Linked DNA regions of Mus musculus: region 1 is linked to region 2. The links are chromatin loops, found by intact Hi-C in ENCODE. Cell type or tissue: heart. All regions are shown on one strand.

What was found. Hi-C counts contacts between places; a loop is a spot of excess contacts. Peaks named below come from ENCODE experiments on the same cell type or tissue, not always from the same donor. Only the 100,000 strongest peaks of a DNase experiment are listed, where the experiment ranks them.
Region 1: it touches region 2 in a loop (8-fold over the local background); 2 of 42 quality-filtered maps call a loop at or near these places.

The regions. Positions count from the first base shown.
Region 1 is chr5:139,137,344-139,145,343 of GRCm38, reverse strand. It overlaps a transcript of Prkar1b not described here. Among named protein-coding and RNA genes, the nearest start is that of Dnaaf5, 8.9 kb to the left of the region's middle. In heart, no CTCF peak of the experiment used is centred here; a DNase peak (open chromatin) is centred at 6,653; H3K27ac peaks cover 925 bases; H3K27me3 peaks cover 317 bases.
Region 2 is chr5:139,081,115-139,089,114 of GRCm38, reverse strand. The region is part of intron 4 of Prkar1b (protein kinase, cAMP dependent regulatory, type I beta); the gene reads left to right. Among named protein-coding and RNA genes, the nearest start is that of Prkar1b, 45 kb to the left of the region's middle. In heart, CTCF peaks have their summits at 744 (motif pointing right) and 3,778 (motif pointing right); DNase peaks (open chromatin) are centred at 3,794, 4,594 and 5,084; H3K27ac peaks cover 3,696 bases.

The DNA.
Region 1 (8,000 bases), 56 kb before region 2:
ACAGAGGAAGAACCTGCAGGCTTTCGGTCTTACATCTTCCATGTGTCTAAAGTCAGCGCCTCCTGGAGGACACTGCCAAGTGATTGGGACAAACCCTGTCCTCCTTGAATCATATTTGCTTTTGTTTGATACTTTAAAAAAAAATGTGTGTATTTGTGTGTATAGGTGTTTTGCCTGCCAGCACATTTGTATGCCAGAAGTGTGGCTGGTGCTCTGGGAGGCCAGGGGAGGGCATTGCATCCTCCAAAGCTGAATGGTTGTGAGCTACCACATCGGTGATAGGAATTGAACTCAGTTTCTCTGGAAGAGCAACCCATACTTTTAACCACTGAGCCATTTCTCCAGCCCCTGTTATTGCTTTTTAAGAGTAGAAAACTTAAGCCTTTTGCTTTAACAATCTGAAAGCTTAGCTGGGTGGGGTCATCCCCCAAATGTACCCTTCCCTCTGTTCTGGTGTGGATCAGGCCTCTCCCTAATGGTGCTTATCTCCTCTGACATAGGCTATCTGTAACATTAAGCCTCCTAATGGTCTTTCTCCGTTTCAGACCATACATTATGTATTTCTTTCTGCCTCATCTTACACTGTAGACGTGCGTGTTACCAGTAACAATCACACTGCAGATTCAGTGTTGTGCTGTCTTGAAATGTGCTCTGCCAAAGAAATTAGTCCATTTCTTTGAAATTTATCCTTGAGCTGGGCCTCTGTAGTCTCTTTTACTCTCAACATTACTGTCTTCCAGGTCCCTACTCTACCTGCCCAACAGCACCACCAACTGGGGAACCAGGTATAAAATATCAAATCCTATGGGGGACATTTTCCCCACTTAAATTATCACACAGGGCATGCGCGCACATGCATACACACACACACGCGCAAGCACGCACGCAGGGAAAATGTGCATATATAGACTGTTCTCATTGGTGTGACCAAATACTTGACAGAAACAGCTTAAAGGAAAAAGGGTTGATTTTGCTCATGAGTTCAGGGGTTTGGGTCTATACACGCTTGGTTCCATGGGCTTAGACCATCAGGCAACAAGGATATATGGCAGAGGGAACTGGTCAAACAGAAAACAGTCAGAAGGGAAAAAAGGTCCCAAGACCTATGCCCCTAGTGATGTCCTACATCAGTTCCCCATCCTAGTTTTCAGAATGTCCCAGAATAGTACCACCAGCTGGGGACCAAATGTGCCAACAGGAGGCTGTGGGAAATACTGCATATCCCAAACAGAAACATTCTCTTCGTATTGTCAAGTGATGTTGATGCTACCTTGGGGTTCTGCCAACCAGACGGCCATTTGATGCAATGTCTTGGCCTTCAGCCTCCAGATTCATAAGCCAAGCTATTCATTACAGACTTCACTCAAATGGGTTTCTGCCACTGACAATAGACCTACATCCCAGCTTCGTGTGATTGCTTCATTATTGATAGTTGAAGCAAAACATGTTGTGGAAGATGGATAAGGCTAATAGGCCTTGGCAAATTTGATTGAACTACACCATGTACATGTATGAAATATGAAATGTATAATATATGCTAGTAAAATAATTAAATGTTTAAATTACGTTTTGTGTGTGTGTGTGTGTGTGTGTGTGTGTGTGTGTGTGTACACAAGCATGTGTGGAAGTCGGAGGGCAACTTGCAGGACTGAGTTCTCTCACAGTGTGGGTCATGGGATGAAGTCAGGCCCATTTAGCTTGGCATTAGGTGCCTTTATCTGCTAAGCCATGTCACTGGCCCCAGAACATTAAAAACAACATTTAACATGGGGCGGTGGTTGTTCCTGTAGAAAGTAGTATAGTTCTATTTAAAGAAAAGTTCAATTTTAAGCTTTCCATGCTATACATGGGCAAACACACTGGTAGGCACCTCTGTCACTCCTAGATACAGTAATGCGTAGAGTGGCCCCTAACAGGACTAAATGTGGTGGTTGGCTCAAAGACATTATAAAGTAGAGCCCTAGAAAGTGCTGTCTGTGTGCAATTCTGCTCCACATTGAGCCTCGAAATCTAAGAGCACAGTGGGCAGCAGGCAAGCATGGGAACAAGAAAATACCCACGAGTGGAGCTGGTGAGATGGTGCAGTGGGCAGAAATGCTCGTCACACAAAACTAATCCCCCAAACTCACATAAAAGGCTAGGTGTGGTACTGTGTATCTGTAACCCCAGGGGTAAATTCTGAGGTGGAGATGGGAGAGTCAGCTGAAAACTCAGGAAACAGCGACAGCAGAGTACACAACACAGAAACAGAAACCAGGAGTGACTGGTTGTGCCAGCATCAGCCAGAAACATTTTTGAGCATGTCACCATATTGTCATCTTCAGGGTAACTCATTACAACACCCTGTATAAGTTAGAAGCCTACTGGTGTCTGTGATTAAAATACCTGGGCCGGCAAGATGGCTCAGCAGATGAAGTGCAACACTGATAGCCTGAGTTCCAGGTCTAGGATTTACATGGTGGGAAGTAAGAAGTGACTCTTCCAGGTTGGCCACCAAACGACACACGCACACATGCATGCACAGATATACATGTGTCTGCATGCACACACACACTAAACAAAACTTTAAACATTCAAACACAAGAAACCAGGTGTGTTGCTGCCCACCTGTGATCCTTCTGCTCAGGGGCTGAGGCAGGAGGATGGCCTACTGCTGACGCTATTCTGTCCTGGGCTCCATAACGAGACTATCTCAAAAAAAAATAATAATAATGAATAGAAACATAAATGGTATTCTTAATTTAAAAGCTCCTCATAGTCTAGATTGTACCCCAGATTTTTTTCAAAGATTTATTTTGTCTGTTTGTCTGTATACCATGTGTGTTCAGTGCCCTTCGAGGCCAGAAGAGAGTATCTGATCCCCTGAATACTACCTGAGTTTCAGGTAGTTGTGGGTTGCCATGTAGGTGCTGGGAACGGAACACAGGTCCTCTGCAAGAGCAGCCAGTTCTCTTAACCACTGAGCCATCGCTCCAGGCCTGGCACAGGTGGTTTTGCTGACAAGAAATTCAAACATTTAACGAGCAATTATAATCTTTCAAGGAGCTGGGAGGGGATGCTTCCAGTTCATGTCATGAGAGCAGCGTTACACCTGAAATCTCACAGGGTCAAAAGACACAAGTCCTGATGGGCTGTTTAATGGAGTACAGATGCCAGAATCCTAAAGAAAACACTAACAAGAGAATCTAGAAATAATTATTTTTTTAATAATTATTTTTATCTATTTTATTTTATTTTTGGTTTTTCAAATCAGGACTTCTGTGTGTAGTCCTGGCTATCCTGGAACTTGCTCTGGAGACCAGGCTGGTCTCAAACTCAGAGATCTGCCTGCTTCTGACCCCTAGTGCTGGGATTAATGGCATGAACCGCCACTGCCTGGCAAGATAATGAATTTTTTAAAAAGGGTTAAGACATAATCAAATTGAGCTGATACTAACGCAAATTAATAAAAATAATTCAGGGTTGGGAATGTGGCTCAGTTGGGAGAGTGCTTGCCTGGAATTCATGAATCTTGGGTTCCATCCCCAGCACTATTTAAACCAGCACTCAGGAGGATCAGGGGTTCAAGGTCATCTTCAGCTGCAACGAGGTTTAAAACTATCAGATTCCATAGATGCTAGCAGCACTTGGTGATATTGACACAGATATCAGTTAATCAGAAATGGAAGGGAACCACATAAATCAGATCTATAAAACTCTTGGAAGTGTATTTGCTAAAGTAGCCAGCAACAGTTTTTCCCCATGCATGCAAACCTGCTGTAGAGTCTGGGCTGGATTCCAGGCATGCCAGTGGAAAGTGGTGGAAAGAGAATGCGCCCAGCCATTCACAGCTCTTGAGTTGAAGAGACCTGGCGCAGCCGCTTCCTGTCCATCAGAACAGGTGCATCCAAGCTCTAAAGGACAACATTACAGGGAGGATACCGTCTGGCTGGAACTCTCCAGTACTGGGGCAGCCTGGTGAACCTGCTCCGGGCTCCTACTTTGCAGTCCAAACCAGTATCCTCTTTGTAGGAGGGAGCCAGGGAGCTGAGGAGGTATCTTCCTGCCCTGGTCTTCTTCTGGGGCTGGATTGCAGCCCTCTGTAGGGGTGGTGCATACTGCATGGTTTTGCTGATCTCTTGGGATTTAGGTTGCTTTTATCTTTTGGCTGCTGTGAAGAAGCCCTTTCCAGAATAGCAATCGTGAGCTCGAGAATGCTGCACATCGTTAAGGCTCTTGTCTTGCAGCCCTAAAGCACTGGATCAGTTCACAGCTGCAGGAGAAACAAAAGCCGTAGGATCGCCCTGACCTCGAGCAACTCTCTTCTGAATAACTCAAGCAGAACCTGGGAGTTGAATTCATATTTGCACAACCATCTTTTGTTTGTTTGATTTGGTCTTGGGAGATGGGACCCAGGGTCTTAGCGGTAGCCTTAGTACTCTGCCATGGCTGCGTGGCTACCCCCTCAACCCATGTTCTCCGTAGCATTAATCACAAGATGAAACAACCCAGATGTCTGTCACTGGTAAAAAGGCACACGTGACCTGATGCACAGAGGACTATGAGTCAACCTTAGGAAGTGATGGCTCACCAACTCCGGAGTGAGTCGTGCACAGACGGGTAAGGCTTACAGAAGGCAAGCAGCATGGCGGACTTGGTGCTGTGCACCTGAGTTGCCATGTATGCTCCATTGTGGGGCAGACTGGCCATCTGAGGAGGGGATGGCAGAGTGAGAAGGGGGAGGACGGGTTGGTCTGTCCCTTGGATCCCACAGAACAGCCCTGTGGAGGAAGTCAAATGTTTTCCTCCCAAGTCTGATGTGATCTTAATGACCTTACGTTACAGCCTCTAGCGCGTAGGAGTTGACATCTTTATGGGTTATATCTTTCTTCTTTTTTTAATATGTGTGTGTGGCATAGCACATGTATGATGTTCAGAGGACAACTTTTGGGAGTTGGTTCAAATTCAAATCATCAGGCTCGGAAGCAAGCAGTTTTAGCCACTGAACTGTCATCTCACCAAACCTACACTGGGTTTCTATCTTAATGTAAATATGGAACTTTTAAATTATGTTCCAGCCAAAATATAGCAAGGCCATCTAAATTTATTCTGCTTAACTCCCCGCACTGCATATATTTTAAAGCCCCTCAAAAAGCAAGGAAAAGGGCTTTTCAAGTGTCTTCCAAGAAGTATGTCTTCTCAACCAGTAAACAGATTTTGGCAAAATTAACTCAGGTTCATTCATTTATTGTTTCTCCTGACATACATTTATTGGGTTGTGGGAGACACTTTCCAGGTGTTCAGCTAAGACTGAGTGAAAGATGGGTGTCTTTGTTAGGGGTTTCAATGCAGTGAAGAGACACCATGACCTTAGCAACTGTTATACAGCAAAGCACTTAATTGGGGCTGGCTTACAGGGTCAGAGTGTGATGATCTGTATATGCTTGGCCCAGGGAGTGGCACTGTTGGGAGGTGTGGCCTTGTTGGAGTAGGTGTGTCACTGTGGGCATGGGCTCTAATACCCTAGTCCTAGCTGCCTGGATGTCAGTATTCTGCTAGCAGCCTTCAGGTAAAGATGTAGAACTCTCAGCTCCTCCTGCACAATGCCTACCTGGATGCTGCCATGTTTCCCACCATGATGATATTGGACTGAACCTCTGAACCTGTAAGCCAGCCCCAATTAAATGTTGTCCTTTATAAGAGTTGTGTTGGTCATCGTGTCTGTTCACAGCAGTCAAACCCTAAGACACAGAGGTTTAGTCCATTGTCTTCATGGCAGGAAGCAGGGCTGCACACAGGTAAACATGGTGTTGGAGAAGTAGCTGAGAATTCTACATCTGGGTCAACGGGCAGCAGGAAGAGAGCATGGGACGGAGTTTGGCTTGAGCAATTGAAACCTCAAAGCCCACCCCCAGTGACACACTTCCTCCGGCACCTCCTAATAGTGCTACTCCCTAGAGAGCCCGTGAGGCCATTTTCATTCAAACCACCACAGAGTCAAAGCAGGTGCTGCTGCTCCTTGCCTTGGGAAGTTGCCTGTCCAGAGTCCAGGGATAGTGCAGTACAGACCATTGTCCTCTGGCTTTGACATAGCCCTTGTGTTCTTCATCTGTCAGCAGCGTGATCACCAGAAGACCTTCACAAGACTGGATCCTCAACTTTCAGTCCTGAGGCAGGGTGGGGGCCTCAGCAGGCCCCACTTTTGTGAGGATTTATAGATGGTTAATAATTGCTAGGGAGGTGTGGCTCTGGGGCCCCGCCCCTTCCAAAGATTTATAGGCAGTTAATGATTGCTAGGGGATGAGGCTTGTGAGGCCCCGCCCCTTCTGAGGATTTGTAAGCGGCCATGGATTTGATGACGGCAGTTATGTATTGTCGTCCCCTCTGAGGATGTAATGGTTATAGTGTTGTGGCTTCTGAGTTGCCCAAGTGCATGTGTTACCAGTTAAAACAACCGAGTCACTGAAGTAGACGTGGATGGGATAGTTTGGTCCCTCTCTGTCCATTGGTGTCCTCTCTGGAATGGATAGACTTATGTTCATTTCCCTGGGGAAAGCCACACAACAGACGACAGTGGAACAGTGGACAGTGGACAGGATCCCTGGGGACAGGGAAGGCTCTGCCTGGTGGAACATCGCCTGGAATTGTGGGGTGGGGAAAGAGCGAGGTCTGGGGGCTGCTGCAGAGTAGTGGTTTTGCGGAGGGAGGACCAAGTTTGGGGAAGTGGATTGGACAAAGGCTGCTGCTACTCACCCCAGGATGAACGTTTGTGCTTGGGCTAAAAGCACATGAGCGAGTGAGGCAGCTGAATTATTTCATGGGTAAGTGGACTGAAGGGGAGGGAAGCTGTCACAGGGCTGGCGGGCTCTGGTGCCAATCCTGAACAGATGGAGGAGTCCGTCGCAGAGACAGAAACACTGGCAGATGACCAAGGCTGCAGGGGAAGGCATATGCATGGTTGGGGGCAAAATGATCCTGAAGTAGGTGGTGTTGATTATGTAACATTGCTGTTTAATGAATCACCCATCCCAAAATGTTGAAGCTCACCGAGAAGGAAAAAAAAAGAGAGAGAGAGAGATGGTTTTATTTTAATTCATGCAGAATTGTTTCATCATTTTAACAGACACATAACATTGTACAATAACCTCATGAGCTCTTTCTTGTGGTTATTTAGCACCCACCCAGTGTTTCTGGCTTCATGCATTTTTACAAAGAAGCCAATATAAACACATAAACAGCTGTGTTGGTTTATGTGCAGAAAGATACAGGACTGCATAGATAATCCAGTACTCATGAGGACTAGTCAATGGGGGGCCACTACAGAAGGCAAGCTTTGCATTCGTACCCTAAAGATGTTTATAAACTGACCTCCATACATATGTTAAGTATGAAGCCCTGTGTGTCCCCCCCAAACTCCCACCAAACCATATCATCAGGTTCTTGGATGTGTGTGTCCCTATGCCATGGTGTGCCTGTGTGGGTCAGAGGACAGTTTGCAGGAGTTGGTTCCCTCCTTCCACCTGGTTACCAAGGATCAAACTCAAACGATCAGGGTTGATTGCAAGTGCCTTGACGTGCTGAGACATCATCTCGCCAGATCCCTGTCTGTGTTGTTTTGTTTGGTTTTGTTTGGTTTGGTTTGGTTTGGTTTGGTATTGTTGTTTTTTGGAGATAGGGTTTCTATGTAGCCCTGGTTGTAGCCCTGGCTATCCTGGAACTCACTTTAGACCAGGCTGACCTCCAACTCTGCTTCCCAGAGTGCTGGGATCAAAGGTATGCGCCATCACTGCCTGGCATATTTCTGTGACATACATGTGCTTGCACAATCACACACACAATAAATATTTAACATGGGGCTGGAGAGATGTCTCAGTGTTGAAGAGCTCTCTCTGAGGACTGGAACACTGATCCCAACGCCGCACCACAAGCCGCATCCCCACAAATGCTCCAAGGGAGCAGACTTCTAGGGGGACTGACTTCTAGGGTTTGCTGGTTTCCAGCCAGGCCAAGACACTGGCCCT
Region 2 (8,000 bases):
ACATCGACCTCTGGCCTGCCCATGCCTGCCCATGTCACAAAAGCACATACCATGCAAACACAGACTTATTGCACACATGCCCCCCACCCCATGCACACACATTACAGGAATAATAAGTTTATCCTGAACCAAATTTGAGTGACCATGACTTGAAAATACAGATGCAAGTTGCCTTGAGCAATGTGTTCCAACATGGAAATGGTTTTGGCACATTTTCTAAGTCATACATCAGGGCTTTTTCGAGTACAGCGCTGGGAGCATCAGACATGCACGTTACAGGAACGTGATGACATTGTTAGATTTCCCTTTGGTGGAATCTGTGATCTAAATCAATACATTCCGATGGGTTTCCCTGATAGTCAGAAGGATGTGGGGTCAGATGTGGAGGTGGGCAGTTCCCTGCTGTGAAAGGAGCTGAGTAGCCCAGGATCCAGCTCTGGATCTAAGACATCTCGGCTCACCACACGCATGCATTTCTTCCTCATCAGTGAGTCTGCAGGAGTTTCAAAAATGGGTGTGGCTTTCCCCAGGGACTGTGGTTCACACTGTACCCTCTAAGGTATTCGCCAGACAGCCACTGTGCGTGGCTGGGGGCACGGAAGGAAGGCATCCTGTGTTCTCTCCATCCTTTCAGTTGTGTGGAACGGGGTGGGAAGTCATACACAGGTTCTTCTTTTTATTTTTAGTTTAGGCAGGTTGATGTTTTGCCTGCATGTGTGTCTGTGCACATGCGTGCAGTGCTAGAGTGGACCAGAAGAGGGCAGTCTATCCACTTGCACTGGAGATGGGTGTGAGCTGTCATGTGGGCACTGGAAACTGAACCCAGGTCCTCTGCAAGAGCAACAGTGCCCTTAACCACTGAGATATCTTTCACCAGCACCCTGCCATACTTTTGTTGTTGTTGTTTGTTTTTGAGACAGTGTCTAACTATGTAGCCCAGGTGAGGTTGGAACTCTATGTAGCACAGATCTCTTGGTTCTTTTGCCTCAGCTTCCAGAGTGCTAAGATTACAGACTTCCCAAATACCTGGATCAGTATCTTTCCCTCTCCCTCTCCCTCCCCCTCCCCCTCCCCCTCCCCCTCTCCCTCCCCCTCCCCCTCCCCCTCTCCCTCCCCCTCCCCCTCCCCCTCTCCCTCTCCCTCTCCCTCCTCCTCCCCCTCCCCCTCTCCCTCTCCCTCTCCCCCCTCCCTCCTTCCCTTGACCCAGCCATCCTTCCTTCTTCCTTTCTTTTAACCAATAGAGATTAAAATCTCATTATCAGTGTGTGTATGGGCATACTGATCTGCAGGCACGAGGTTGCAAACATGTAGAGACCAGAGGACATCTTTCTTGAGTGGGCTCTCTTTTTCTACCATGCAGATTCTAGGAATGGAGCTCTGGTTGTCAGGCTTGGCAGCAAGCACTTTACCTGCTGAACCACCACACTGACCCAGTAGTACTTTTCCTATAAGGAGCTAGAGAATTCTGATGGCAGAGTCTTAATTCTAACGTTTCAAGCATTTCCATGGCTGAGTTCTTGAAGATAGGCAAGGGGCCTCAGGCTGGTTTAAATCCCCACCTTTACCTGTGCCTCCCCATTCTCCCCTCATCCTGTGGCTTTGCATTTCTCCTGGTATCTGGAGAATGTGGAATTCTGGTTTGCTGTCCCAGCTCCCTGCCAGAGACCTGGGGCAGGGCCCCTCTCCCTGCAGGAGCATATAGGAGGAGATTTGGGAGGGAGTAGCTGCCCGGGGGAGGTCACGCCACTTTCTCATTCCCAAATTAAAGATGTGTGGTGAATGAATCACGGGGCCTTTAGTCTTTATCCATCCCCACATTATTTATAGAAACTGGAAGACAAGAGGACTGTCTCCAGTCACCTCTACAGGGTTCATGTCCCCTTGTCCCAAGGCAGGATTTGTATGGTTCCTCTACAGGTCTCAGGTTCTGTGGTTCATTGGTTGGTGCGTTTCAGCCAATGGTGTCTGCCTATTCTAGTCTCCTGCTGACCAGCTTTCTGGTAAAGTGTGGGGATGTTTGGCAAAGACATAGGTCTGAGGAGAGCTGGGATGGTTTTCTCGTGAGGACTCTCTTCTCTTGAGGCTCAGAGTGCAGCTCACAACCCTCCTCCTAAGGTGGATATTCCGCTGGGCACGCTTGGAGCCACAAGGAAGTAGGGTGGTGGGTGGGCCTAGGGAGAGATGCCTCTGTCTGCTCCAAGCACTGAGGGGTCATATGGTATTTTGAAAGTGATTGGTGAAGCCCCTACGCCCTGTTCTTTTACAGTGCCACAGCTCTATTTCTAGGGTGGCTTTTACATCTTGCTTGTCAGTTCCAGTTTTAACAGTCTGCACCACGCTCCCCTTCGAAGCCACAGAGATGAAGAGGCTAGAGAGGCCTGACCTGGGAAACATGTCCCCTAAGACAGACAGACCTGGCCTCTGCTGTTCATCTCCTGGCCTAAGGGGAAGACATCGGCGTCAGTGAGTGCCATCTCCAAGAGGCACTCAGGAAAGACTCCCGCTAGATTTTAATGACCTGCCATGTTTACAGACTTAGAAGATGCCTCAGGGACCTGAGTGGTAAGAAGTGGTTCCACAACTCAACATCAGCAGGGCTGTTGATCTGGGCTTCAGGCTGACATTTGAATCCAAATGTGCTGAGCTGTGGAGCCACAGGGGCTTCTGAAAGTATTTTAGGTTTTTCTTCACGGGTTCGTTCTGAGGCGTTTATTAACTGTGTGTGGAGTGCCCACACTGGCCCTCTCCACAAGCGATGCTGGGGCTGCTCCCCGCTTCTGGGTGGGGTTTACACTAATGTATGAGCTACGCTTTTGGAAGAGCGAGCCTTCCTGTTTTCCCAGAGTCACTTTATTCACTAAAAGGTGTACACAAGAGCGATAAACATCAGAATGAGCCTTTCCTTTGGTCCATGGCTTTAAGACCTTGTAGCTGGGCTTGGGGGTCCAGACCTGTCATTCAGATTAATCAGGTGGCTGAGGCAGGAGGCTTCCTGGGCCTTGGTCATCAGCCAGTCCAGATGGTCGGCGTGCTTCAAGGCAGCTGGGGCTTGAGAAACGACATAGCCATGGTCTTCTGGCACTGTGTGCACACTTAAATATCACGTACCCATGAGTGAAGTGCACTTGGGTCGAACATGGAAAAGCCCATTTTCTCACTCAGTTAGATTCCCATCTTCCATGTGAAGATGTCTTGCTCGTGTGCCCAAGGCATCCCTGGAGTCTGAGCAGGAGGGCCGCGTATGGACTACTGGCAGAGGGGGACAGGGTAAGCATTCTGTGTGGACACTCACAGGGCCCTCATGTGCTAATGATCTAGTCTCACGATAATTCCAGGATGAGGAAACACATAACAGACCAGAAAGGTCGAGCAATTTGTCCAGTGCTGCAAAGCTCATGGTGAGGAGGCGGGGTGGGGTGGGGTGGGGGCTGCTGAGTTATTCTGTGGTATACTTTGTCCTTCTGCTCTCTGACTCTTCCAGAATCCATGCCTGCTCACACTCTGCTCGCTCCGTAGCGGCTGATGTTGTCTATGTATCCTTGCAGTGCTCTCTGCCCACTCTTCACACAGCTGCAAACACATACCGAGGAAGCTGTTCTATATACTGTAGGTGGCAGTACCATGACATTTATCTAACACTAGGGGGAAGACAGACAGACAGACAGACAGACAAACAGACGATTGGGGTCCTGGATCTTGGACTTCAGAGCTGCCCTGTCTAATAGCAGTTCCACTGACTGCTGTCATGGTAACAGTCACCAGCCAGGCAGGTGCTGGCCACCTGGGGTCACTGTGCACCAGCTATTGGTAGAGTCAAGAGCTGCTGAGAGAAGACATGGGGTAAGCTCTGGGTCAGCCATGCCATCCTCAACACTCATGAGGAAAGCGTCAAAGTGGAAGCTGACAGAGGGCTCGGCACCGCTTGCTGCCTCACAGCCCTCAGTAAGTCCATTTCACAGATGAGGAAACTTGAGGCTTTGTGGCTGAGTGACTTGTGCATAATCCAGCTAGAAAGCTCCAGAGCTGTGATTTGGATTCAGATATAGTGTTCAAGAGCACACGAGCCTCCTTAGTCATCTGTGCATGACTCTAAGACACCCCCAGAGATCTGTCTGCCTTCTGTCTCATCTGTCACCTGCCCAGAATAAGCCTTATTGCCTGATACAACATAGGATGCTTCTCTGAGGCTGTCTATGAGGTTCACCCTGAGGGGAGGACTGTGACCCGCAAGAGTTCCCCAGGAACACCACATGGGATGGTCTGTGGACTCTGCACACGGATGTACACCAAACCCCACCATGGTCATGCACACATGTTGTTCTGCAAGCCCCTGTCGGTTCCTGTAAAAACTGATCCACCTTGCTGTACCTACTAGCTGGACATCCATATGATATCTGACCAGAATTCATAGCTCTTGGGGGTCAGCTGGGGCCCATCCTGTACAAGGGAACACTAATTGAGACTCAAGGAACAAGAACTAGCTTGGGACACATGCACACACACACACACACTCTATGATACAGCCCAAGCTGGCCTGGAATTCCTGTCCCAGGCTTCCAACTGCTGATAGCACAGGCATGCTGCCCACACATGGCTGTCAAATCCTTTTGTTGTTCATTCATTTCCCCTGTAACCAATATTGGAACTCATTCTTGCTGAGTCACTCGACTGTGTCGCAGAGAGCGGGACCGTCCTTGGATACTTGAATATGCCTCCCTAGATCTACCCTGCTAGCCATTGCGTATTCTACCCAGATTTTTGAGGAGTGAAGAAGAGGTACTGGGCCACCCCAAAGCTGTTCTCTCTGTTGCGTTTGGTAGGATGAAGCAGAGAGAGGGACGATACAAGCTTTTGTGAACACTGCTCAAGCCTGCACCTGAAGAGAGGGACAGATACACTGTGGCATGCCCAAAGGATCACCTTGCTTCCAAGAGGATGTTGGGGCCCGAGAGTCCTGTCTTTGCTTATTACTGTACCCTTCCCTGAGAGGAAAGGCCACAGCCAGCCACTGGGCAGTGCTCCCTTGGGAGTACTTGCCAGGAGGACACTGCAGTCACCACCTGGACATTATCACAGTGGGGAACTTGTCTGGGTTCCAGGTTCAGCCCAGCTGGGGAAGTACTGCAATAGAAACACCGCAAATAGCAAGACCTGTGACAGGCTGCGGGGGCTGGAGAGGGGAGCCACCCTGAAAAGCTGCTAGGCTTATGTCAGAGGGTGCAGAGAATAGGCCAGACCATTGAGGGGGTGTGGCATACGCTCAGCCTCCTTCAGAACTGGACTTTCCCCTTCAACTGTCTTTTATTTTTCCTTGGTTTATCTCTTTCTAGATCACCTTACCTCCAATTCCCCTGCAGCAGTGTGCATGCATACATGCACACATGCACACATGCACACATGGCCCTTGCACACATTCTTCCTGTTCTGGGTCTGTTCTTATAGACCACATGTGAGTTGCTCTTTCCTCAGAGCAGAGGAAGCTACCACATCATCTTAGCCAGTACCCTAGGCTATGTAAGTTGAGAGCCAGTCTTGGTGGACCAGAGATTTAGAGAGAATGGTTTGGGGATGGCAACCTGTTTTAGTGGAGCAGGAAGAAGAGCTGCAGGGCAAGAAGCAGGGGGCTTCCAAAACTGGGCAGGAGCCATAACCCAGCAGTAGCATGCTGGCCTAGAATCCTCCACCTAGGGGCTCGGCTGTAGCACAGAGGTTGAGCTCCTGCCTAGAATCCCCCAGTGAGGGACTGGGGTGTGGCTCAGTGGTTAGAGTCCCTGCCTAGAATCCCCCAGTGAGGGGCTGGGGGTGTGGCTCAGGGGTAGAGCCCCTGCCTAGAATCCCCCAGTGAGGGACTGGGGTGTGGCTCAGTGGTTAGAGTCCCTGCCTAGAATCCCCCAGTGAGGGGCTGGGAGCGTGGCTCAGTGGTTAGAGTCCCTGCCTAGAATCCCCCAGGGAGGGGCTGGGAGCGTGGCTCAGGGGTAGAGCCCCTGCCTAGAATCCCCCAGTGAGGGACTGGGGTGTGGCTCAGTGGTTAGAGTCCCTGCCTAGAATCCCCCAGTGAGGGGCTGGGGGCGTGGCTCAGTGGGTAGAGCAGTTGGAAGGAAGGAGGGAGGAAGGGAGAGAAAACAGGGGAGAAAAGATGGAAAGAGAAAAGTGGGCGGGTTTGTTTACAGTATTCTCTTAAACTCTCTAACCGATGCCGTGAAAACTGGGCAGAGCAGAACTGTAGAGAGCAAAGTCTGACCTGGTTTTAGACCGTACATAACAATTAACTGCAAATGAATCTAAGACTTCAGGGTGAGAGCTAAAAATGTAAAACTCCTAGAAGAAAACAGGATGATGTGCCCTGGTGTTGGTTTTGGTAGCAATATTTGGCTAGGATTCCCATGGCACACACAGAGGCCAGCTGTTCTCTGTTTTTGTTTTGTTTTGTTATCAAGATTTTTTTCCATCTTTTTTTTTTTTTTTTTTTTACAGACAGGATTTGGGGTGAGGGCACCTGTTGTTCTTAGATTTGACATTGATGCTTGGCAGGCCTGCCTTTCTTCCTTTCTTCCTTCTTCCCTTCCTTCCTTCCTTCCTTCCTTCCTTCCTTCCTTCTTTCCTTCCTTTTTCGCTCCCTCCCTCTCTCTTTCCCTCTCTCCCTCTGGTACATATATATGTGTGTGTGTGGAAGCCAGAGACTGACGTCAGCTCTTTCTCTCAGTCATTCTATACCCTGTTTTTTGAGACAGGGTTTCATACTGAACATGGTGCTTGCCAGTTCATTAGACTAGCCTGTCAGCAGGCTCCAAGGATCCTCCAGTCCCCACAGCTCCCCCCCCCCCCCAGTGCTGGAATTTACAACAGTACACTGCTGTGTCCTATCTTTATGTGGGTGTGAAATCCAAGCTCAGGTCTTCATACTTGGTCAGCAATACTTTACTGAGTGACTGACCTATCTCCACTTCACCCCCACCCCCACTCCCACCCATATGGCTTGGAATTCCTGATCTTCCTGAATGCTAATATGACAGACATGTATAATGCCTAGTCATTCATTCTTGGATATTTTCTCCAGATAATACTGGATTTTTCTTTTATCTATTATATGTGTGTGTGTGTGTGTGTGTGTGTGTGTGAAAATCAGAGGACAACTTTGTGAGTCTGTTCTCTCCTTCCTTTATATAGATCTGAATTTGGAACCCGGGTCACCAGACTTGTGTGACAAGCACCATTGCTGGCTGAACCACCTTGCCAGCCCCGAGTTTTTCTTTCAAAGATAAACATATCAGTTCCCGTTGGTACTTCCCAGTCTAATTCTGGCTACAGGATTTCCTGTTTGTTCCAACACAACCTTATGCCTTTCCCTCTTTTCTTTCTGGGAAGCTGAAACCTTCCTCCCCATCTTTTCAATGACACCCAGCAAAGGCTTCTCTGGTTTATCCCACAACACACGCTGTATCTTAGAATAGCAATGTTCCTGCCCCTTGCACCACAGAGTGACTTAGGACTATTGCAGTTCTCTGTCAGGCAGGTTTGACCTTGGGCGGTCAGAATTTCCAAGCCTCTTAGCTGTTGTTACATTCTTCCTGCCCTCGGGTTATGCTGTCAGCAGACGTACTCTACACTGAGATTCCTTGGTTGCCATTGACGACAGGCTCTTTTATGAGGTTGTGTTTGCGTGTGTTTGTGCATAGTGTACATGGCACAGCACACATAGAGGTCAGAGGACAGCTTATAGGAGTAGATTCTCTTTTTCTACCACATGGGTCCTGGAGACTGAACTTTGCTGTCAGCCTCGGTGGCAAGCACCATTACCTACCTGATGAGCCATCTCAAAGGCCCTGTGTGCTGCTTTTTAAAAAGAATCACTGCTTTTTTGATACAGCCCAAAGTGGTTTTGAACTCCTTGTGACCCTCTTGCCCCAGCCTCCTGACTGCTTGGATCACAGATGTGCATCACCAGGCCTGACTCATTTATTGCTTTTAGTCTTAGATATGTGTTACATTTTAGATGTAAG